Linked DNA regions of Homo sapiens: regions 2 and 3 are each linked to region 1. Evidence: chromatin loops called from intact Hi-C (ENCODE). Cell type or tissue: ovary. All regions are shown on one strand.

Region 1 (8,000 bases):
AGCAGGCCTTTGTAAACATTTGGTGAATGAATGACTGAAGGATGAAAAGCCAGAAGGTATTGGGCTCACAGTTTAAGAGGTGGGCTTTGAAGTCCCATGCTCTCCCACCAAGGACTCCCTATGCTGGACAAGTTCCTCCATCGCTGAGCCTTGATTCTGCTCAATGAGAGAGAGGCGATAACAGTAGCCGCTGCATGGGGTCGCTGCAAGGACTAGACAGGGGAAATCCATGTCCAGTACTGAGCACAGTGCCTGCACACTGATCAAGTACCATCATCCCGGGTTCATCATGCCTAGCGCTCACAGGAGAGTGCCACTCCAGAGATGGATTTGCATTTAGGGTCCTTCCATCTCAGAGCCAGGCAGTCATGAGGGCACTGCACCACAGAGGGAGGTGGGCTAGCACCCCAGGAACATAGGCACAATAGGCATTCTGCTCCGTCCCTCAGCCCAGGGATCCACACTCCACGAATCAAAAGGGCACAGCAGGCTGGTGCAAGTCCTCCCAGATGCTGGTGGGAGTCTGAATACAAAAGGGTAGAGGGCATGGTCAGAACTGGGCTTCCTTCTGGAGGCCGACAGGACTCCACCCTCACCGGGAGTCCGGGCCAGAACGCTGTGGGGGACCCAAGAGCCAAGGGCAGAGCCGCCCTCAGACAGGCTGCATCTGCTCCTGTCCCTGGAGCCTCCCTGTTTAGGTCACTAAATACTGAGCTGCCAGCTGTCACCTAACTACCCAGGAACAATGCAGCACCAACTCACTGGCCCTTCCTCACACATACCCAACTCCCCTACGAGCTACACAACCCCATTCAAAAATCACGGTGCCTCTTCCTTCCTTCAGTGGAAGAGGAGATGGGAGGTTCGAGAAGAATCAGGGAGAAGGGCAGTACAAGAAAACGGAACCAAGGGCCCTGGGTTTAGTGCTGAGCTGACCACCTCGCAGACTCAGACACCACTCTCTACCTACTTTATTTTAGCCAATGTTCACAGCAAACATGTGAAAGACAGGTAATTAGTCCCATTCTGCAGAAGAGAAAACAGAACCTCAGCAAAGTCACCAGCCACAGCCATGTATCTAACAACAGCCTGAAACCTAAGTGTCTCTTTCCTCATGAAGTGCTCTGTGCTGGAGGGGAGCCACCAGTTCTCTGACCTCCCATTTTCACATGAAGTAGGTCCCCACTCCCCAGTTCCCACCCTCACTCTTTCTGTCCCGTACTCTCTGCTCCCACAATGCAGGGAGTGACCTGGCCCACTTGGGCCAGACAGGAGGCGCTCTTCCTCAGCTCAGCTCCTGTGGGTTCTCTCAGAGCCCACCCACCTGTTCACCTCCCCACAAGGTGTGCTCAGGAACTGCCCTGAGGGGGGTCTCTACCTCTGACTGTTAGACTCAGGGACGAGGTTTTGTAAGCCCACCTTCCCACAGGTTCAAAGCTCTGTTTTCCAACCAGCTTTACTGATGACAAAGCTAGCCTCTTGATCTTCACGTGTCTGTCTGTCTGGAGGAGGTGACGCCTAAGCTGTGTCTTACAGGATGAATAAGCACGACCCAGGCAAAAGAGGAGGAGAGGGGAGGGTGTCCCGGCAGACGGAAGAGCATGAAACTGAATCGGGCGCGCATGAAACTGAATCGTCTGCGCACATGAAACCGACGGTGTGTACAGACACCTGGAAGCAGCTGGGTGCTGCTGAAATGCAATGTAACGTCCCATCAAAGGGCACGCGGTGGCCACTGCAAGTGGGAGCTCCAGTATGCCCAACCCCCTATTCAACTGGGCAGCGACGTTCTTCCAGAAGGTGAACTCCAATGGTTAGAGTCCTGGACGGGGAGCAAGGTGGCTGATGTGGGAGTGGAAGAGAAATCCTTTACGGTATCCCATACGTACCTTTTGAGTTTTGTTCCATGTAAATATATACTTATGCAAAACAAAAATTTAAATACAAATTTTTAACATTAATATTTAAGGTCTAGGGCAGGAGGGAGAAGAGGAGGAGGAAAAGGAGTTGAAGGAGGGGGCAGGGGAAGGGTTAGAACTGCTGGGCTGCAACCAAAACGTAAGCACCCCGGCCACGTACTGAGCGTCCTCTGGGCCCAGCGTGTGCGGGCACTGCACATGGCAAGTGCTATTCACCTCCTTTTGGAAATAAGGAAACGGACAAAGTAAATGGCAAAGCCAGGACGTGAGCCCTTCATGTGGGACTGCAGGAGCCTGGGGTGCTCTCCTCCAGGGCGGTGCAGCTCCCCCAACTTTAATGAAGCAGCCCAGTCAGGCTACTCCTTCCCAATAAACTCACACCCAGCTGCCTCCCCACCACCCCCGCCTTCCAACTTTACAAACTGAGCTGTCCCAGCTCAAACAAAGCTGACATTTCAAACAAGTCTGACCGCGTCTCATCCCCTGAGCGAGAGGCCCATTTTGGATTGGCTCTGAATTGCATCAAACGGTTACATAAGCTGCTGCCTGGCCCAGCTGAGATAGCCGGCTAGAAACCTCCAGACCAAAAGTTGATCCTAGCTTAGAGTTCAGGGACAGCCCTTCCTGAAAGTCTGTAAACAAATTAAGAGTCTGAGCTGTTAGGGAGGTCAGGAGGAATGCAGCAGACCTCAAATAAAATGAACAAATGCTAAAAAAGACCAAAAAAAAAAATCATGTGTGGCCCAAACCAAGAGCACAGAAATGATACTGAGACCTTGTGTACTCACTGCAGCCTGGATCATTAACCACAGACAAGTGAGAGCCTGGTGAGGCAGGGAACAACCAGCCAGATGCGGGAAGTCGGCCTGAAATACAGCCCCTTCAAAATGCCCTCTGGCTTGGTGCAGGGTCTCCAGGTGAAGCTAAAACATATTCTTCCCGGAGTAAGAGCCTAGCTGTGCAACCCAGCTCCACCGGCCACTGGCTGTGTGATGCTGGCTAGGTTTATCTACCGCTAAGCACTCCCGTCTCCTCTGTGAAATGGGGATCACCGCAAGCTCTCACAGGATCGCAGACATGCGTGAGTTAACGGGTGACAAGGACAGACTCAGTACTCGGCAGCACCATCACCAATGCTTCCTCAAGGGCTTCATAATGGCGACAACAGCTCCTCAAGCCCATCCCGACATCCTGCAGTGCTTAGTGACGGAACCAGAGGTGCAGCCTGGAAGATCACTGTCAGCCCCCTTTGCACACTGCAGGGAGGTTCCCTTCTGGCCCAGCATCCCCATCTGTGCAAGACCTCCTGACCTCCCCTGCACCGAGCCCTTAACCTTTCCCTCCTGTGACCCTCTGGACCTCAGCCACCCTATCCTTGCTACATTCATCCTGCTGTCATCGGTTCCTCCTTCCCCTCCTGGGAGCAAGGAATCCAGGGTCTATATGAGTGACCAGCATCCAGCACTGGTCTTTTTCCAGGTAAGGAGTTGGGAGCTGTACTGCATAACCTAAAACTTCCATTAGGAATTTCCCACTTCACGGGGAACTCGTTCCCATGGGTGGATCGAGTGGCGGTTGTTCAGTGCCACAGATAACAAAGAGTACATCACTCCCACATGACCCCATTGCCTCCCGTTTTGCCCCATCCAATCATTCATCATTTCTTTATTACCATAAAACTCCACTAGAATGCTCTGTGGGCAGGGCCCATGTGAGAAGAGCTAACATCTCCTGAGTGCTGAGCGCAATGTCAAAGCACTCTCTGTGTATGAACTCATTTAGTCCTCACAACAGCCCATGGTGCTGGCACTCTTAAATCTGCATTATAATGATGGGGAAATTTTAACATGTGACACAGAGCTTGTGCATGGCCAAGCTGGATCCCCACCTCTGGCTCCTCAGCACCTAGAACTGCGCCCAGCACATGAGAGATGTTTGGTAAATGTTTGGTGAATGAATAAACAGATGATAAAGAAGTGAGGCATGTCTAAATGCCATCTGGAACCTTCCAATTACTAAGACACTAAGACAGTCACTGAAGGGCTAATACACAAAATTCAGTGGGAAGTTTCCCCTTTAAAGAAAGATGCCCAGCGTGAGGGATCTGTGTTGGCCACGTCACCTAGGTTCACTTCTCGGCAGTTAAGGGGCAGGGGGCTCAGACTGCAGCCGATTTAACGGCCACTGCCCCACCATCTCATCCTAAAATTTTATCATGAAGCCCTTAGCCAAGCAAGCAGCTGGCTGCGGGGCCTCGCATCTCTCTCTGATGTTACTACAGCACTCCTCAACTTCATTTCTGGAGCTGCCGAATGTTTGGAATTGTGTTGCTAGGCGATGAGCCAGAACGCCTCACTAGCGTTGAGAATCTCTTCCAATAATAGCCAAGAGGAAAAAAAAGGACCCCCTCAACACAGCCTATTGACAAGTAAGGATGTTTTTCTTGCCCTCTCTGCCCTGGCTCACAATCAAAAGCTCTAACAAATTAAAAGGAAACAAATGGGCCGGATGGTCTGGGCTCACCTGACTCTATCACCTTCACTCCCCAGCCCCAAAAAAAGGGGCAAGAAGGCAACAATCGGGATTCAAAAGCTGAATACCCACAGCTAATCAATTATATCTCATGAAAAGCAATGACACAGGGGAAATGTTTTCTGATGAGCTGCAAATTCCCTTTTAGAACAGGACCACAAAGTGACTGGCAATGCATGACTGTGCTATACTGATGGTGAACAGAAAGCTGCATGCATGCTTGATGTTTTTCAACTAGAAAAGACCACTGCTCTCAACACCACCACCACTCGCGACCTCACCACTGAAAGGGGTACCGCGCTGGACATGAAAAATTCAGATAACCACCACCCGCAGCTGCGGAAGGAAAGCGGCAGAGAAAAGACTAGGGCGCCCCCTGGTGGCTCCAATGTGGCTCTTCCTGAAATTGGCAGGAATAAAGCCTGAGCCGCTTTCTTGCAACCTCCAGCTCCCAAATAACCATATATTCAAACGAAATTAACTCAAGAGTAGAAACTTTGTTGTTAAAAAGGAGGTGAAGGGAGACAAGGCTGTTGTAAACACCAACAAATATCAACTGAATGAATTTTGATTAAGATCTAGTAAAGTAGTACCAGTGAGCTGGTTTCCGCAGCAGTGACGGTACTTCCGCAGCTACGGAGTCAGGATCACTTAGTCTGGTGCATTCCACAGGTCTGTATCATTATGCATCTACTGCCTTCCTAAATCATCATCTTCATTGCAGGAGTGATGGCACGAAAAAGCTCCCAAACATACACACACACATGCATGCGCACACACACAAACAAATGCTCCCTGGGATCTATCATTTTCTTTAGGCTCATTTTTTCCTAAGTTTCATTCCTTGACCTATGCAGGAGGCGAGAGGTTTTAAAAAAAAAGCCTAAGACAAAATACGGTTCCTGGAAAACGGCCCTGCTGCTTCCTTCTGTCTTGGGGTTTCTCAAGTACTGTCGTTTGGGACTAGATAATGCTGTGTTGGGAGGAGCTGTCCTGTTGGGAGGACCTGTCCTGTCCACCACAGGACGTTCAGCAGCATCCCTGGGCTCTACTTAGCAGATGCCGGAAGGACCCTCATCCCAGGTGTGACAACCATATATGTCCCAGACATGGCTAAATGTCCCCTGGGGGTTGCAATCACCCCCAGCTAAGAACCACCATCCTGCGTGATCACTTCCAATTTTCAGGCCTCATAGAAAGAGTAGCCTGGTTTATGTCCTCTTAACCAGAGGGAGGATTGAGGGGTAGATACCAGCTAAAGGGAACTTCAGGGCCTCTGCAGGAGGGATGGTTTCAGTAAGATGGAAAATCAGGTCAACCTATTTGCAGTTCAACAATAAGGCCCAGATGTTGTTTTCAGGAAGATTCGTCAGCAACGTACCCTTTGAGGGTGTTGTTAATGATCACACCTACCAGTTATTCAGTCTTTAAGATGCCAGATACTCTCTTGGATTTTTTTTCCAATTTTTCTTATCAAGGTATAATTTACATAGCATATAACACCCTTCGATAGCTCAGGTGGTAATTTACATAGTGTATCTTCTGAGTATCTTCCATCTGTTAGTTCATTTAATCCTCACAACTGTGTCAGAGGGGTACTATGATAGCCCCATTTTATAGACGAGAACGCTGAGGCACAGTTAGCTTAAATAACTTGCCCAGGTTCCCACTGCTAATACATGTAGGGATGTGCGTAAGAACACAGCCAGTGTAGCTGGTTTAACATCAGCAAGCAGAACAGTAAAAACAAAAATAATGATACCACGATTGCCAGTGTTGCCCCAGACACTATGTGCAATTACCACCTGCTAACTACCTGAAGTGTTTCGTGTTTCTTACTTTTTTCTAAAGCCTGGAACACTCTGAAGGAGAGTCGTGAAAGCAAAGGAACTTCTCCCCAGGAAAATCCACGTATGTGCACAAACACACAAGCACGATTTTGCACACAATTGCAAGAGGTATCTGAAATCTCTAAAACTATCTATGAGCCTCCAATGAGGTTCCCAGATACAACAGACACTTCATATAACTCCCAGGAATCCACCAAGGGGATAATATTACCACCATTTCAAGGACTGGGAAAACGAGTTCAGAGAAATTAAAGCATTTGCCCGGGGTCACATAGATCTTTCTCTTTAAGACACGGTCTCACTCTGTCACCCAGGCTGTGGTGCGATCAAGGCTCACAGTAGCCTACAACTCCTGGGTTCAAGAGATCCTCCTGCCTCAACCTTCCGAGTAGCTGGGATTACAGGCACGTGCCACCATGTCTGGCTTTTCTGTCTTCTTCTTTTGTAAAGAGAGGGGGTCTCACTATGTTGCCCAGGCTGGTTTTGAACTCCTGGCCTCAAGCAATCCTCCTGCCTTGTCCTCCCAAAGTGTTGGGATTACAGCCAGGAACCACTGCACGTAGCCACACAGCTCTTGAACAGCAGTGCTGTGGTCTGCCTGACCCATGTTCTTTCCATCCCAACACATTGCTTCTCAACTTGCCGTGATCACTGACATCAGGGCCCTACAAAACTAAAGGATGTGTAAAGTGCAGAAAGGATTTACATATCTAATATTCTAGTGGCTCTGATGATATACAGTGGCAATGTAAGGGCTGCTGGCCACTCAGAATTAAAACCTGAAGGTGACATTTGCCTTTCACAAAGACAGTTGTTGATTCACCTCTACAAACTCCATAAGACAGCATCTCAGCAAAACAGTCCACAGGGGTCTGGCACTCACACAAATACCATTCTGCCTCTTTCCAGCCCTCTTCCCACATCGGCCAACACCTGGCCTCGGGTATAAAAAGTTATGGGCCAAATGTCCAAGCCAGTGTGTTTACTGATACTGGCTTGCCTAGCCAAAAGCCATTCAAATTCACCTGAATGTCACCACATGTGTAAAGGAGACAGTAGGCAAGGGGGAAAGGAAGACACCTGTCTTTGGTATCAAAGAAACTAACGAGGTCAGGCAAGTCATGAGAAACTTCAGCAGAGTGGTTCTTTAATCACCGCAAATGAGAATGTGGATATTCTGGCTCCTTTCCCAGAACAGATGGTCAGCACCACAAAGAATCCTTGAGGGAAGCCTCCTCCACTTCATAGCTTGCGAAACTGAGGCACAGAGAGGTCAAGCGACCTACTACTCTCAGAGCCAGGATCAAAACCAAGTGTTCCCATTCACTGAGAGCAAATAGTTTGTAATGCATCATTCCACTACAACCAGCTGCATCTCCCTGACACAAGAGGAAAAAAGGTGAAAATCCACTCCCTTGAGCAACTCATATTACCAGGCCTTTACTGCATCCCGAGATAGAGACACAATGGTGATTATAACAGACTGGAGCCCGCCCTCTGGGAACTCGGTTTCAATTCATTCCTGCAGAATGCACTTTTAACTCTCCATGCTTGTTAGAACTAAAATAAACATTAGTTCCTTTGTTCCTTCCTTCCTTCCTTCCTTCTTTAAATGTCTCTTGAACAACTACTTGTCAGGCAGGATTTGGGGGAGGAGGAAAATGGCAATTAACTAGCAGACAAAGTGTGTCTACTCAGG
Region 2 (8,000 bases), 310 kb before region 1:
TCTCAGGACACAGGAACACAAACTTTTTGCAATAATTTGCATTCAACCTTGGCAATGCACAGCACTTCTTGCTAGAATCCTCTGTGCCAAATATAATTCCAGATTTTTCCACAATAGAAGTAGTGGGGGCTCTGTGACTGCACATAGCAGGGGAATTACCTTAATTTCTTTGGCATGTAGGATGACATTTTATTTCCTTTAGAAGTTTTGTTCCTGTCCCCCAGGCTGGAGTGCAATGGCGCAATCTTGGCTCACTGCAACCTCCGCCTCCCAGGTTTAAGTGAGTCTCCTGCCTCAGCCTCTCGAGTGGCTGGGATTACAGCGTGTGCCACCATGCCCAGCTAATTTTTGTATTTTTAGTAGAGATGGGGTTTCACCATGTTGACCAGGCTGGTCTTGAACTCCTGACCTCAGGTGATCCACCCGCCTTGGCTTCCCAAAGTGCTGGGATTACAGGCATGGGCCACTGCACCTGGCCGGAGGACTTTTTCAAGCAGCCACCCCGAGGCAGGTTCTGGGACCCTGACATTGCTCAAACAAGATGTCCTGAGATACTGGACGGCCACAGAAGTTATTGTGGACCAGCAACTGCTCTGACAACTTTCCAAAGCAAACCATCTCAGCCTGGCTCTTGGATGTGGAGGGCTTGCTGGATAATGTGTGCACCACAGTGGACCCAGAGAGGTCCTATGGAAAAGTCCTGGCTTGGCTGCAGGCCTGCCCTTAGCCTACCATCTCAGGGGTGTAGGTGGCTGCCCATGCAGGTGAGATCTTCGTTGAGCTGGGCCTTGCCTTTTGGAATGAGGGTGACTGTCCCAGCTGCTTCTAGTTTTTTTTTTGTTTGTTTGTTTGTTTTTTTGAGAAGGGTCCTGCTCTGCCACCCAGGCCGGAGTGGCAGTGGCATTATAACAGCTCAGTGCAATCTCAAACTCCTGGGCTCAGGCAATCCTCCTGCCTCAGCCTCCCCAGTAGCTGGGACTGTAAGTATGCACCACCATGCCCAGTTAATTTTTACATTCTTTTGGAGAGACAGGGTCTCACTGTGTTGCGTAGGCTGAAATACAGGGGCTATTCACAGATGCAATCGTAGCTCCCTGCAGGCTCAAACTGCTGGGCTCAAGCAATTCTCCTATCTCAGCCTCTGGAGCTGCTGGGACTACAGGCACATGCCATCATGCACAGCTGCTTTTAGGATTTTTAAAGAGCTTGATTCAGCCCTCCTTCAGTAACACAGAATCTCTAAAGACCAGGACCTTGTCAGAGACTGCTTTGGGGGCTGAAAAACATGTCAGTAAATGAGATGCTTCTCTGTGCCTTTGATTCTTCACCTATAAAATGGGGTAAGAGTTTCTTACCCCACAGGATGGCTACAAGGATTGAATGAGCTATTACACAACACACAAACCAGTGAGAGGTGGCTACTAATTATTATACTGGTATTTGTTAATCACAGTCTATCTGTTCCTTTATAGTGCTACCCAAATATCAATCATTCATAGAGCATCATGCTAAACTTTGGACTGTTTTCACGATTGTTTATTTAGTAGCTTTCTTTAAGCTGACTCATTTCCTTTTTACCTAAAATATATTTTAAAGGGGGACTGTACATCACCATGGTAAATGGAAAAATAGAATTCTGTGACATAACTAGGAGGCAAATGTAAAAATGAATACAGAAAAAAAAAAAACAATCTAATTAACCTTAAGCTTGTCACCTGCCAAAGGCAATGACCCCAGCCTTGCTGTTTTTCCTAAGAAAGATCAGAGGGACATGAGAGGTAAGAGAGTGACACAGAGACTTCCTCTTCCAAGGAGCTGGAAGCCATGAAGGGCTGAAAAAGCGGGGGCCCTTCTCCCCGCAGGATGTGGCCTTTCATGGCCAGTGTGGTCCTTCTAAATCCTGACTTGGCACATACACCACCATCTTGCCATCCCACACGCTAGGAGAGCTTGTTCCAAGGCAGCCGCCCTGCAGACCTCTGTGTGTGGGGTAAATGTTCCAGATCTGTGCTGTCCAGAACAGGAGCCATCAGCCACGTCTGGCTGCTCAGCATGTGAAATGTGGTGCAACTGAGGAGCCGAATCTTTCATTTTCTTTCTTTCTTTTTGAGACAGAGTCTCGCTCTGTCGCCCAGGCTTGAGTGTAGTGGCGCGATCTCAGCTCACTGCAACCTCTGCCTCCCAGGTTCAAGCGATTGTCCTGTCTCAGCCTCCCAAGTAGCTGGGATTACAGGCATGCAACAGCAACGCTCAGCTAATTTTTGTATTTTTAGTAGAGATGGGGTTTCACCATGTTGGCCAGGATGGTCTTGAACTCCTGACCTCAAGTGATCCACCCATCTCGGCCTCCCAAAGTGCTGGGATTATAGGCATGAGCCATTTTAATTGATATAAATCTCATTTTAATTAATATAAATCTCAAGAGCCACACATGGCTAGGAGCTCTGGTACAGACAGCGCAGCTCCAGTACCAGGGAGCACCGCTCTCCTGAGAAAGCTACATGTCTTGGCTCTCCAGTCGAATTTATGTTCACTTTGGGGTTATGCCCTTGGTTTCCTTCAAGGGAAATCTTAAGAAAACCAGACAGTGGCTGTCACGGGAATGTAGATGGGGATTGTCTACTCTATCCTTTTTTATTGTTTAATCTCAAATCCTGTGTGGAAATTTCTTTTACAGCTTCTTTTAAAGAATTAACATATTTTCTTATCATTAGCAACAGAATTATCCAAATAACCACATTTCCCTTTCACAATGGCTGCCAGGAAGCCCACAGGAAATTCATAAATCAATGAGTGCAACTGTGTAGAATCTCATGACACATATATATGCTTTCCGCTTTTTCCTTTTAAACCCTTAGTTTACATTTTCATTGACCCTGATGTATTTTTTTTAACCTCTCTTTTATCATTCTTTTTTAGACGTTTCTCTAGAAATTATGTCAAATCTTTTGTGGAATTAAATAGCATACTTGTTTTCTTTTTTTGAGGCAGAGTCTCATTCTTGTCACCCAGTCTGGAGTGCAATGGTGCGATCTCGGCTCACTGCAATCTCTGCCTCCTGGGTTCAAGCCGTTCTCCTGCCTCAGCCTCCCAAGTAGCTGGGATTACAGGCGCCCACCACCACGCCTGGCTAATTTGTATTTTTAGTAGAGATGGGGTTTCACTATGTTGGCCAGGCTGGTCTCAAACTACTGATCTCAGGCGATCCACCCGCCTCAGCCTCCCAAAGTGCTGGGATTACAGGCGTGAGCCACCATGCTTGGCCAGCATACTTTTTTAATTCTAAAATAAGTACTCTTCAACAGTACCAGTATTTTAAATGAGTCACCTTCTATGCAATATCATTTATATAAAGTAAAAACATGGCAATAAAGGATTTCTAAAATGCTTCCAAACACATGCTCTGATTTTGCTCTGCAGGCACCAATCAGAAGCATCATTTGCTAAAAAGAGAAAAATAATTGCATGCAAGAGACACCACTTCACACACCCCAGCATCAGGAAGGCTGCAGAAGGCCAAAGGCGTGGAGTGAAGTTGCTCCCAGCGATGCAGAGCGGCCAGGCCTGAGGCTGGCTGGAAGCAGGGCTGAACCCATGAGAGCTTCACACCGTAAAGGACGGGGAGAGAGTGGCTTCACTGCCACAGTGGCCACTGTGGAAACAATCTCCCAGGCAACGGCATATTTGCTAAGGTCCGTCTCAATTCATAGCTTTCAGGAGCTAAAAATTGCCAAGTTGCTTCATGGGGTAAACAGGGGGAAAAGTCAAAACTGAAAGGTCAAGGAAACCTCTCAAGTGATAACATGTTTTAATTTTGCTCTAAAATAGAGCTGTCTGCTGTACTTTTTTCATCCTCCAGGCTGCACCTTCCAGCTCTCTGATGACCACAATGCAGAACTTGAAGGGTCAAATAAGAAAGTTGGGTTTGTGGGGGACAAAAGGAGAAACAAAGAGAAGAGGATTTTTGAAAATCCATAATATCTAATTCTCCCTTTAAACCGGAGCTGGGAACAACATGAACACTCAAGATTCTCCTATGACTGTTGCCCAGCTGAAGGTGTCAAACTAAAACAAACTTCTCATGCCAAAGTCTAGCTCATCTGTCCCTAAGATTTCCAGTAAGATGTGCATATTATGCTTAGACCTGAGACCAAGCACAGCGGTCATTTGGGAAGGTGAGAAATGAATAGAGTGTCTACTGCAGGCCAGGTATTTCTAATCTCAAAACAGTTTTACAAGATAGATTACTGTCTCCATTTTACAGCTGAAGAAACTAAGACTCATCTAAGGTCACAGGATTTAAACCAGGGATTCCGCTTTCAAGTTCAGTGTCCTTTCTTCAACACCCCACTCTTTGGGGAAAAATATCTTAATAGACAAGAAAATTTCTTCAATAAGTCAATTTCTCACTAAGAAAAATGGCAACAAAATCCAAGGGTTTGCAGAGAGCTCATGGGGAATAAAACAAAACCTAACGACAATTATTTTAGCACAAGCAGACAGGAGAAGCAGGAAGCAGCTGGGGCTCAGCACTGAGAACAAAGCAGTCCCAGAACAAGGGCACACCAAAGCCTGGAAATCAGAGTCCGTGGTAAGAGAGAGGAGGAGAAGGAAGACAGACATGCAGACGAGCTGTGGGCAGGGCTAAAAGAGGCTTCAGAAAATCAGAGAGGAGACGGAGAACTGGAGTCCCCTTGATTGGGTAAAATCACCTCCTAAGCAGACACACATTTCGCTGCCCCAGACACTCAATGCCCACCTGGGTGCGGCTATCCGTACCCCAAGGAAGCAGAGGCGATGTCTACAGGTCCCGCTTGTCCAGTATCCATTGCCCCTTCTTTTGGAAAGAATTCTCTGGCTCTCATTTGGGGAATCTCCTTTCCCCACTCTCAGACATGTGGTCAGGTGAGGTAAACACCCACCCTGGCGACAGTGGTGGTCACATGAGCTGAATCAGGCCAGTCACAGAGTCCGTCACCCAACCCCAAGGTGTAGGAAGAGGCTCAAGATCCAGGACACACCAGTGAGACCCGCCCTTCCAGGCTGAGAACCTGGCGCTGCTGGGGTCATCCTGTCAACCCACGGACAGCTGGCCTGAGAGGGTCACCAAGCAGCAGACACAGGATATGGCAGCAGGTTCCTGATGGCAGGTCCAGCCATGCCCAAGGCCCGACCTACCACTGGACTTTTCAGATGCAAAACAAGCAAACACACATCTCCGTTTCTGCTCATGCAGTCTGAGCTGAGATTCCACAGCAGCCACACTAAGAGCCTGACTGGCACGAAGAGGCCCACCGTATCCCCCTGCCCAACTGAAAGCCACAGACTTCTTCGGCAAGGCCTCTGGGCAGTTAAGATGTGGGTGTCTGGAAGGCCATAGCCTCCTAATCATAGCGCCCCACCACCAAGAGGCAAAAAGCACCACAGCATGACAAATGGGCGTTTTTCCACCCAGCTGTGATGTCCACCTGAAAACCAGGCACTCACCTGATACACGTGGAATGCATTTGCTGCTTTGCCCCGGAGAAACACTGAGGGGATCCAGACGTTGATCAGCGCCCGGTTTGATCTAACCAAAAGGAAGAGAGAGAGACCAACATTAGACATTTTAACTTACAAAAAAATAAAAAATAAAAAAGAGGAAAGGAGACAATTTTCTACTCCAAGAGGTATTATGCACAAGCAATTTATGACAACTTACATCACACCTGATGGCAAGCTAAAGGACAAGTTTAAGTCATCACTCAGTCTGTCTCTCTCTACACACACACACACACACACACACACACACACACACACACACACACACACACATACACACACAATCTGTACTCCGGAATGTGAAAGAGCTCCCTTCAGTTCTTATGGAGTGATCTGGCCCATAATGTATCTGAACCTCAGTCTCCACATCTGAAAATGAAGATAATAACCGGAAGCCCCAAGGACGCGATCACAGGAGGTCACACACAGCAATGCCCAGCGTTTCTGGAGCACCCAGCAGTCACGCTGCCTCCTCACTGAGCTGACTTTAGACCCTGACCCTGAGCCCATTTTAAGATCAGACTCCACAAACGAGCTCAGGAGACCAACACTCATGGCAACAAGGGTGACAGCTGTTTAGGATGGGAGGAGGGAGGGACCAGAGAAAATGACAAGTTAGAAAACCAGGCTGATGGGTACAAATACCTCTCTTTCAGCTTTTCCAAAAACACTGTGTATATGGGTCCAATACACCAAGGTTTAAATTCAAATGCAAAATAATTTACTGAGCACCTACCACGCACAGCTCCATGCTTTTACCTATGGTCAAATCATTTATTTCTCACCTCGCGTGGGCCAGGTGAGGCATGTTTAACAGATATTTTGGTTATGTGATTGTTTTGTCTTCTGTGATGACTTTAAACTTAACTCGTAAGTCACTGTCACATTTGTACCCGGCTGGATCCAAATTACACAGAGCGAATAAGCTGACTGTCCCTGAAACTTCAAGATCAATTGTAATAATTATCAAAACGGTGCTGCACCATTCTGGAAGGGCTGTAAGGTCCCGGCCTTCGCCTCTAATTAGAGCTGTTCCAGGGCTAAATGCTTTCTCCTGAGCTCTCCTTCTCTCTCAAGAGCAGCTCATAAAAACTCGCCAGCCTTCTGGGCTTGGAACACAATTTGAGACACCGGTGATGGAAGATTCCACGACTCAATGTTCTCACAACCTCTAGAGTAAAGACCATTTCATTTTCACAATGACAATAACCCTTCAGGTAATGGGTCTCTCCTGAAATAGCATTTCTTCTCATCTCTGAGCAGAGGAGCTGACCTCCTTTGAGGGGTAAATTAAACCCCATTGATCACTTCCCCAGGGCTCAAGGCAATTTGTACATTGCAATTCTGAGCCATCAAAACTGGTTTGTGTATCTAATCACTTTCCTCCTGGAAAGGTCCCTGAAATTGTATTAGTGCCTAGAACATTCTCCTTTCATTTCTGTGTCAGGCTACAAGGCAGAAATATAAGTAGCACTCTGGTTTTTATTAACTTTTCTGGATTGGTGAGGAGTGGACAACCTCCCAGGGTTAGAGCGAGGTTACCCCAGCCTGGGTTAAATGGTTCTCTCTTTCAGTGCATTGACCACACTGTATCAGAAATTGATTGTTTAAGTGACCCATCTCCCTCCTAGATGTTAGTTCATTTGTTCATCCTTTTGTTCCTTCACTCACTCATTAAACAAGTTTTACTGAGAAGCCACTACTCTGGGTACTGGAGATAGAGCAATAAAAGAAGCAGACAGCCCTTTCTTCTGGAGCATTCAGTTTTAACATGGGAGAGAGACAAATCTCCATAAAATTTACTCTGTTGTGGGCTGGGTGCAGGGGCTCACACCTGTAATCCCAGCACTTTGGGAGGCTGAGGAAGGTGGATCATCTGAGGTCAGGAGTTCGAGACCAGCCTGGCCAAGATGGTGAAACCCTGTCTCTACTAAAAATACAAAAATTAGCTGGGCATGGTGGCACGCGCCTGTAGTCCCAGCTACTTGGGAGGCTGAGGCAGGAGAATCACTTGAACCCGGAGGCAGAGGTTGCAGTGAGCCAAGGTCACACCACTGCACTCCAGCCTGGGCAACAGAGTGAGACTCCATCTCAAAAAAAAAAAAAAAAAAAAAAATTTAACTCTATTGTGGTCAAGGAAGATACTTTGGATGATTTCAATTTTTAAAAATTAATTGAGACTGGTTTTGTGGCCTAACATACAGTCTTTCCTGGAAAGTTACAGGCACTTGAGAAGAATGTGCATTCTGCTGTTAAATCTAATTGGTTTCTCATGTTGTTCAAATCTTCTAACCCCTTACTGATCTGTCTAGTTATCCTATCCATTATTAAAAGTGGGGTACTGAGGCCGGGGGCTGTGGCTCACGCCTGTAATCTCAACACTTTGGGAGGCCGAGGTAGGCGGATCACGAGGTCAGGAGATCGAGACCATCCTGGCTAACATGGTGAAACCCTGTCTC
Region 3 (8,000 bases), 66 kb before region 1:
GGCCTAGAGAGGTGAGGTGGTAGATCCAAGGTCACATGGCTAGTGTGCAGCAGAGCTGGCTGACTCTCATCAGTCAGAAGGGAATCAAAGTCTGGCCGGGTGTGGTGGCTCACGCCAGTAATCCCAACACTTTGGGAGGCCGAGGCAGGTGGATCAGTTGAGGCCAGGAGTTCGAGACCAACCTGGACAACATGGCAAAACACCGTCTCCACTGAACACACAAAAATTTGCCAGGCATGGTGGCGGCGTGCGCCTGTAATCCCAGCTACTCGGGAGGCTGAGGCAGAAGAACTGCTTGAACCTGGGAGGCAGAGGTTGCAGTGGGCCAAGATTGCAACACTGCACTCCAGTCTGGGTGACAGAGCAAGACTCTGTCTCAAAATATAAAATAAAAATAAGTAAAGTTTATATTTAATATTTGAATGGTAAAAAACAAACCTGTAAAAGGAGGCTTACAAAAAATGTTTAGCTGATACAGACTCAAACTAAAGGATTGACTATTTTGCCTACATGTATCATTTTTCATCTTTTCTTAGGCATAAGTGACTTGACCTGAGACAAAAATTGACAAGCAGGTTATCTTTTTATGCCACTAAATTGCTGAACAACTTCACAAGCTGTATATGCACCACATAATAACTAGAAAGCACACTGCAAAAGGGAGCAAGATGTTTGCAGAATGCATGTCACTCAAGCTCCTCTCTTCTTCAGGACAATTACGCAGGAAACACATGAGCAACAGAGATTCCAAAGCAAAAACACAGGCCTACTCGATTTATACTCACTTCCATGTGAAACCATGTATTTCCCACTTAATAAGATGCCAGTATGTCTCCAAAAGTTCTGCTAAGTGGTCCTTATCCTGTTCCTCAAAAGGCCGAACACGACAAACTCTTGATTCACTCACATGATGGCAAATGCAAATTCAAGAACAGCCACAGGAGAAGTGAGTCAAAAAGGCATGAATAAGGCCGGGTGCGGTGGCTCACACCTGTAACCCCAGCACTTTGGGAGATCAAGGTGGGCAGATCACCTGAGGTCAGGAGTTCAAGACCAGCCTGACAAACATGGTAAAACCCTGTCTCTACTAAAAATACAAAAATTAGCTGGGCATGGTGGTGGGCACCTGTAATCCCAGCTACTCAGGAGGCTGAGGCAGGAGAGCTGCTTGAACCCGGGAGGCGGATGTTGCAGTGAGCTAAGATCATACCACCGCACTCCAGCCTGGACAACAAGAGCCAAAAAACTTCATCTCAAAAAAAAAAAAAAAAAAAAAGGCATGAATAAACACACTTATATGAATTCTGCTGCCCAAAGTAAGAAAATCCCATGATTAAATCCAAGCCAAATGCTCAGGCTGCCCATACAGCTTCCAAATGCTGTATGGCCCCTTTCAAAGTGAGAAGTTTCAAGAAATATTATCAACCAAAAAAGTACATACTTGTAAACAGTACTCAATCTTCTCAAGGTTGTAATGCTAGGCCAGGGGCAAAAATGTAGCAGTTGAACTTCTCAAAATCACGAACCTACAGGATCAAGGATTCCCAAGTACATCTTATAAATCCTTATTACAGTCATTCACTATCGCACGGGTTTTCTTAAACCAGCATAACTAGTACTCTATTAACCAGAAATCTTGGTCAACTGGAAATTCTGTTTTCCAAACTCCACTCAAATGCCTTATTTCGTACCTCATTGCCCTCTCACATTCTGCTCTGCGCCCCTCTTGACATTTCTTCCATACCCCACACTCATCCCTACCCCAGGGCCTTTGCATATGCCCTTCCCTGTCTTCCCCCAGACACTGGGAGAGCTGGTTCCTCCTCATCCTTCCAGTCTTGGCTCCTTTGTGCCCCTACACACACACCGCACCTCCAAAATGCTTTCCCCAACTAAGAAAGCAAACCCTCCCAACCAAAAGATATTCCCACTCCATAGGTCCTTTGCAGATTCACATCATCATCTTGTACTGTCTTCTTGAGAGCTGTACTACCTGTGACCTCATTTTTCAATTACTTGTTAACATCTCAGTTCTCCCCACCCCACTCCTGTAGAATGTCCAAATCTGGACACACCCTCTCCTCACCTACACCTGCTCATCCTCTGCACCACGGAACAGTACCACCATCGAGCAAGCCAGAAACAGAGCCTGCATCAGCTTATGGTCCGTTCTCTCCAACAGAGACCGCAGGATGTGCCGAGGCAGGGAACAGTCCTCAGCCCTGGCTGAACAAAAGGTTCGGTTTAACAAATACAAATCCTCCCAAGACCCCACCCTAGACCAAGACCCATGTGGGGCAAGAAGCTTCTATAGAGGGAAGCTTCTACAGGAGATTTCTAGTCTCCTGTTGCCACCAGCCCCTCCATGACTCTCCACACTGCTCTCAATGGAAACGCCTCTCTAACCATGTGAATTCATCGGTGCTGCATCCTCAGTGCTGCTCCATCGCCTAGAGGATAATGACCCACCACCAGGCATGGTGTGCAGGCCTCTGGTCTGGCCTCTGTCCACTTGAGCTCCTCTCCAGTCACCCTCAACACCCTGGGTAGCAGAGTCTAGTCCGTCAAACACACCAGGCCCTCTCAAGCTTCTCGTAAAGCCCTCCTCCCTGCTACCCCACCTCACCCACCTGCCAAACCCCTAATCAGCCTTCCAGACGCAGCTCCAGTGTTCCCTCCTCAGGGAGGCCAGTCCCGCCTTTCTCAGCAGGGTGACCCAATTCACCCTGGGGGCTCCGCAAAGGACATTCCTATCTACCATCAGAAGCAACAACTGGCCAGACGCAGTGGCTCACGCCTGTAATCCCAGGACTTTGGGAGGCCAAGGTGGGCGTATCACCTGAGGTCAGGAGTTCGAGACCAGCCTGGCCAACATGGTGAAACCCCATCTCTACTAAAAATACAAAAATTAGCTGGGCATGGTGGTACATGCCTGTAGCCCCAGCTACTTGGGAGGCTGAGGTGAGAGAATCACTTAAACCCTGGAGGCGGAGGTTGCAGTGAGCCAAGAGCGTACCACTGCACTCTAGCTTTGGCAACAGAGTGAGACTGTCTCAAAAAAAAAAGAAAAACAAAGCAACAACTATGTTGTGTGATAAACACGTGCTTGCCGGCCCTCCAGGGTGTTGCCGCTGCCCAGCACCATGACCTGCATGGAACAGGCATTCCTGGGTCTGCATTCAGGGAACAGTTACTACGCACCTCCTACGAGCCAGGCCCCGTTCAAAGCACTGGACCCAAAGTGAACAGGACACACAAGACCCCACTGCCTTCAGGCTAGCTCAAGGTCATCAACTATGGCCCACAGGACAAATCCAGCCTGTTGTGTATTTTTTGTGGCTTCTTAAATAGCTTTATTGAATAGAATGTGCCTACCACACATTTCTGCTCTGTTTCTGTGAATGAAGTTTTAGTGGAACACAGGCATGTCCACTCATTTATGTAATGTCTCTGGCAGCTTTCTTGCTACAACAGCAGACTTCAGTAGTTGTGACAGAGACCATATGGCCTGCAAAGCCAAAAATATTTACCCTCTGCCCCTCAACAGAATATATTTGCCAACTCCTCATCTACTTAGGAGGGTGTGGATGCCCTGGACAAGCCCAGTCAGCCAACCAAGTATTGATCATTTCAGAGGGTCAAAGTGATATAAAGAAAATGACGCATGGTACTAGGATGGACGATGAGAGGGTAAACAGACGAGGCCCCTCGGAGGCGCTGACATGTGTGCTGAGGCTGGACACCCTCAGAAGGAGCCGACCGTGCTGAGATCTGAGGGAAGAGTGTTCAAGAAGGGAGCCATCACGTGCAAAGCCATCCAGTTGGAACAAGCCTGGTGTTTCAGTCAAAGCCCGGCAGGAAGTAAGTACATGGCACCATCAAAGGGGTTGATGGTGAGGTTTAATAGACCATTTACAGAGGAGCAAGGTGAAAAGAAACCAACAGGGGTGGTGAGGGATTCGGGGGCCGACAATTGTGGAAAGACTGTATTAGTCCATTTTGCATTGCTCATCAGGAATACCTGAGGCTGGGTAATTTATATGGAAGGGAGGTCTATTTGGTTCACAGTTCTGCAGACTGTGTAAGAAACGCGGTCCAGCACCTGCTTCTAGTGAAGCCTCAGAAAGCTTTCAGTCATGGCAGAAGGCATAGGGAACTGGCGTGCCACAGGCAAGAGAAGAAGGGCGGGCAGGGAGGGTGGAAGTGCCAGGCTCTTTTTAAGTAACCAGTTCTGGCATTAACTAATAGAGCAAGAACTCACTCATGACCAAGGGGGAGTGTGCTAAGCCATTCATGAGGGACCCACCTGTCCCCGTGACCCAATACTTCCCATCAGACACCACCTCTGACATTAGGAATCACATTTTAACGTAAGATTTGGAGGGAACAAACATCCAAACCGTATCAGATGCCCACCCTACGCTCCTTCAGGCCTGAAGGGTAAGGTAGACAGTGGCTACTGGAGCCCAGCATCAATTGGGCAGTGATGCCATGCCACTTAAAGAAGCTGCAGCCTCCAGCAGAGAGGAAGACGAGAGAGTAACTGCCCCAGCCTCAAGTCATTCCTGGCAGAGCTTCCCAGTGACCACATGGGCCAAAGCCAACCATAAGTCAGAGGTCGGGGAACCTCGTGATGGAGTCCACCAAGCTGCGCCTCGGGGCAAAGAAGAGAGTGGAAAGGGAAAAGGCTGGAAAGAAAATCCGAGGGGAAAACGCAGCCCATCTGGTATTCCCTGTCTATCCAAAGGTCAGAAAGGTGGTCAACATGGCTTCAAGGGCCATGAATTGAGATAGTATTATCAACCGCAGAACGTGACGAGGTATCAGACACTGGAAATCATTGCGGGACTGATAGAGGGAGGTGAAAATGAAAGATGAAATCATCACTGTATCTCTGTCAAAAATGTACTCGGGTGTGGGTTTTGATCAGCTGTAGCATGTCAGCAATCCTGAGAAAAATCAGGAAAGCAAGAAGAGGATGATTTGCATATCTCGAAATCACACATACAGTCGCTACTCCCGGCACAAGGCCAGAAGTGAAAGCAGTCAAGATCTCAATATTTCAGACCCAAAAGAGAAAGCTCCCACAGTCCAGACATTGATGCTATAATGCCATCAAGAAATGGGGGACAGCACTAACACTTCTGCCATGAAGTTACGTTTTTAAGTGCTCAGTAGTAGCTGTTATTAACACTTGATTTTATTTTGTACAAAATCTCCTTACTTTTTTCTAATCTTCCTTAAGATATAATTCACCCTTTTAAAGTGCATGTCCAGTGGTTTTTAGCATATTTGCAAGACTGTACAACAACAACAACAATTCTATGAAGAGATCATTTTCATCACCCCAAAAAGAAAACCTATATCCATTAGCAGTCACTCCCAACCACCCACACCCCAACCACGGCCCCTGACAACCACTAATCTCGTTTCTGTCTCTAGAAATTTGCTTATCCTAGATGTTTCACAGGAATGGAATGATATAATAACACCAAGTTATTTTTAAATCATTAGCACAAGACTATTTTTCTGGCTGTGACCTTCTAAAGTTGGTGGGCTAATTGGCAGAGCACATAAGCCTCTCTGCTATGTAACCAAGGGGATAGACTCAGAGGGCTGAAAGATCCTGAATCTAAACTAAAATGAAGATTCCTCATGTTAAAAACCTAACATCTACTCCTACCATGCCCCCTGACGCCCCTCAGCAACATGAATACAGTCAGAAAGTGGAGTGGAGGCAGTTCGTGGGGTCCAGCAGACCCAGCAATGGGGCAAACAGTGGGCATCCAGACCACCACCCAGGCCTCACCAGCATCATTTCCACACCTGGCAACATCAGAGTCACGGTGCTATTCCCTGCTGTGGCAAATCTCATCATTCCCACTTGGCCCTAGAACCATTTGTTAGAGACATCTGACTAGCCTGCGCTTTTGGAAAGGGACTTACTTAGAGTTCCCAGAGACAAGAGAGGTGAAGAATAGATTTTCAGTAAAGAAAATTGGTGCCTATGACTGGAAGTGGCTGCCTAGATGCACTGGATTCTAAGATTCTAGGGCTACAAAGAGTGCAGTGATTGATTAGTAATGTCTGCAAAAGCACGGGATAAGGGAGTAGCAGCAAAGGACCTTGTACTTCCTGTCCCTCTCTTAAGTGTTCACCAAGGCCACTGAGCCCACTACCCATGAGGTATGAGTTCTCCCAGTCCTACTGGGGATTTCCTTTCCTTTTTATATTTTTATTTCTAAATGTACTTATTTTTAATAGAGACAGGGTCTCCTTATGTTGCCCAGGCTGGTCTCAAACTTCTGGGCTCAAGTGATTCTCCTGCTTCGGCTCCCCAAAGTGTTAGGATTACAGGTGTGAGCTACCGTGCCCAGCCCCAGTGGGGATTTCTATTCTCCTACTTGTGAAATACACAGCCATGTCTCTATGCAGATGTGGTCCATGGAACCTACAGTCTCATAAAATCCTTTGGTGAAACTTCAGCAAAAGCTTTAGGGAGAAACGCCTGGTCCAAGATATCCGAAGTTGAAGCCTAGAAACAGAACAGCGAGAGTTCTCAAAATCATCTTGCATCTACTCAATACTGGGATTGCTAGTTACTGGGAATTAGTTCTTGAGAAGCAGCCCAACATACAGTGTGCTGAGCCATCGTCTCTGAAAGAATGGAAGGGTGAGGAATGAAGCCAACTCCCTACAATGCTCCACAGGCTATCCCTGGAACTAGGGATTAGGCAGAGAGATCAACTTGGCTGGGTATCGTCATACATCTGCAGGGGTGCCAGCCTTGCTGGGAGCCAAAGAAACCCTTTGTTAGACGGGTGTCCTCAGTAGAGGGCACATGGAACCTTCATTCCAGCTAATTGCTAAGATAATGCAGTTATGCACAAGATGTGCTTTCTACCCAAGCCTACACCATATTAATTCCAGAAGGGCTCATCTAAAACTAACAGGCAGGTGTGTTACAAATCTCATTCTCCGCCCATTCTCCATGATTGGAGAAATGATTCCACGCCACAGGCAAAGATCCTCGTTCTGAGTTGAGATCAAGTCAACAATTTACTGGGCACTAACTAGAGAAAGTGGGACAGAAGTCAATACTTAAACAGACAAGCACTGAGCTAAGGGTTCCCCCATTTCACTCAATCCCCATATCCGCATTTCACAAATAAGGAAACAGGCTCAAAGTTGCCTGAGGTCACACGGCAGGAAATGAGGGAGCAGGGTTCCACTCGGGCTACCCCGAGTCTCCGGTGCACGTTGCATGTTCTTTTCATCATGCCACGCTGTCCTTTTGGCCCACAGCCTGGGTGAGGCATCATATCAATGTTCAAGAAAAGAACTAATGTGAGCTTGGCCTGTGAGGCACTTATGAATCATTAGGCAAATGGACCACAAAATATGTGAGAATGCTCAAGCAGGACTACTGGGTGCCCACATCTGTGACAATTAAAACCGGCTGGGTGCACTGGCTCACGCCTGTTATCCCAGCACTTTGGGAGGCCGAGGTGGGTGGATCACTTGAGGTCAGGAGTTCGAGACCAGCCTGGCCAACATGGTGAACCCTCATCTCTACTAAAAATACAAAAATTAGCCGGGTGTGGTGGCGCACGTCTGTAATCCCAGCTACTCGGCAGGCTGAGGCAGGAGAATTACTTGAACCCTGGAGGCGGAGATTGCAGTAAGCCGAGATTGCGCCACTGCACTCCAGCCTGGGTGCCAGAGCGAGACCCTCTCTCAAAAAATAAAAATAAAAAAATTAAAAAAATTAAAAGTGCTCTACCTGGGAGGTAGAGGCTGCAGTGAGCCATGATGGCGCCACTGCAATCAAGCCTGGGCAACAGAGTGAGAACTGTCTCTAAAAAAAAAAAAGCAGCAGCAACGCTTTAACTCATGCACGGTCAGCTGGAGTTGGTCACTGTACCTAGCACCTGAGAACTTATACCAGATGCTGTGATGTAATGTGAATTATAATACAAGTCTGGGATGCTGGGAAAACA

What was found. Peaks named below come from ENCODE experiments on the same cell type or tissue, not always from the same donor. Only the 100,000 strongest peaks of a DNase experiment are listed, where the experiment ranks them.
Region 2: a loop joins it to region 1, with 2.2 times the contacts of the local background. A loop is called at or near these places in 3 of 110 quality-filtered maps.
Region 3: a loop joins it to region 1, with 2.0 times the contacts of the local background. A loop is called at or near these places in 4 of 110 quality-filtered maps.

The regions. Positions count from the first base shown.
Region 1 is chr16:12,092,194-12,100,193 of GRCh38, reverse strand. The region is part of intron 11 of SNX29 (sorting nexin 29); the gene reads right to left. Among named protein-coding and RNA genes, the nearest start is that of SNX29, 120 kb to the right of the region's middle. RefSeq lists enhancers at 2,348-2,642, 2,571-3,504. In ovary, a CTCF peak has its summit at 4,820 (motif pointing left); DNase peaks (open chromatin) are centred at 2,393, 4,193 and 4,793; H3K27ac peaks cover 3,592 bases.
Region 2 is chr16:12,401,017-12,409,016 of GRCh38, reverse strand. It overlaps SNX29 (sorting nexin 29), which reads right to left. Exons shown (of 21, transcript NM_032167.5): 18 at 5,488-5,569. Among named protein-coding and RNA genes, the nearest start is that of SNX29-AS2, 32 kb to the right of the region's middle. RefSeq lists enhancers at 1,846-1,975, 3,502-3,601. In ovary, no CTCF peak of the experiment used is centred here; no DNase peak of the experiment used is centred here.
Region 3 is chr16:12,157,957-12,165,956 of GRCh38, reverse strand. All of the region lies in intron 13 of SNX29 (sorting nexin 29), which reads right to left. Among named protein-coding and RNA genes, the nearest start is that of SNX29, 190 kb to the right of the region's middle. RefSeq lists an enhancer at 2,219-2,719. In ovary, no CTCF peak of the experiment used is centred here; a DNase peak (open chromatin) is centred at 3,757; H3K27ac peaks cover 2,056 bases.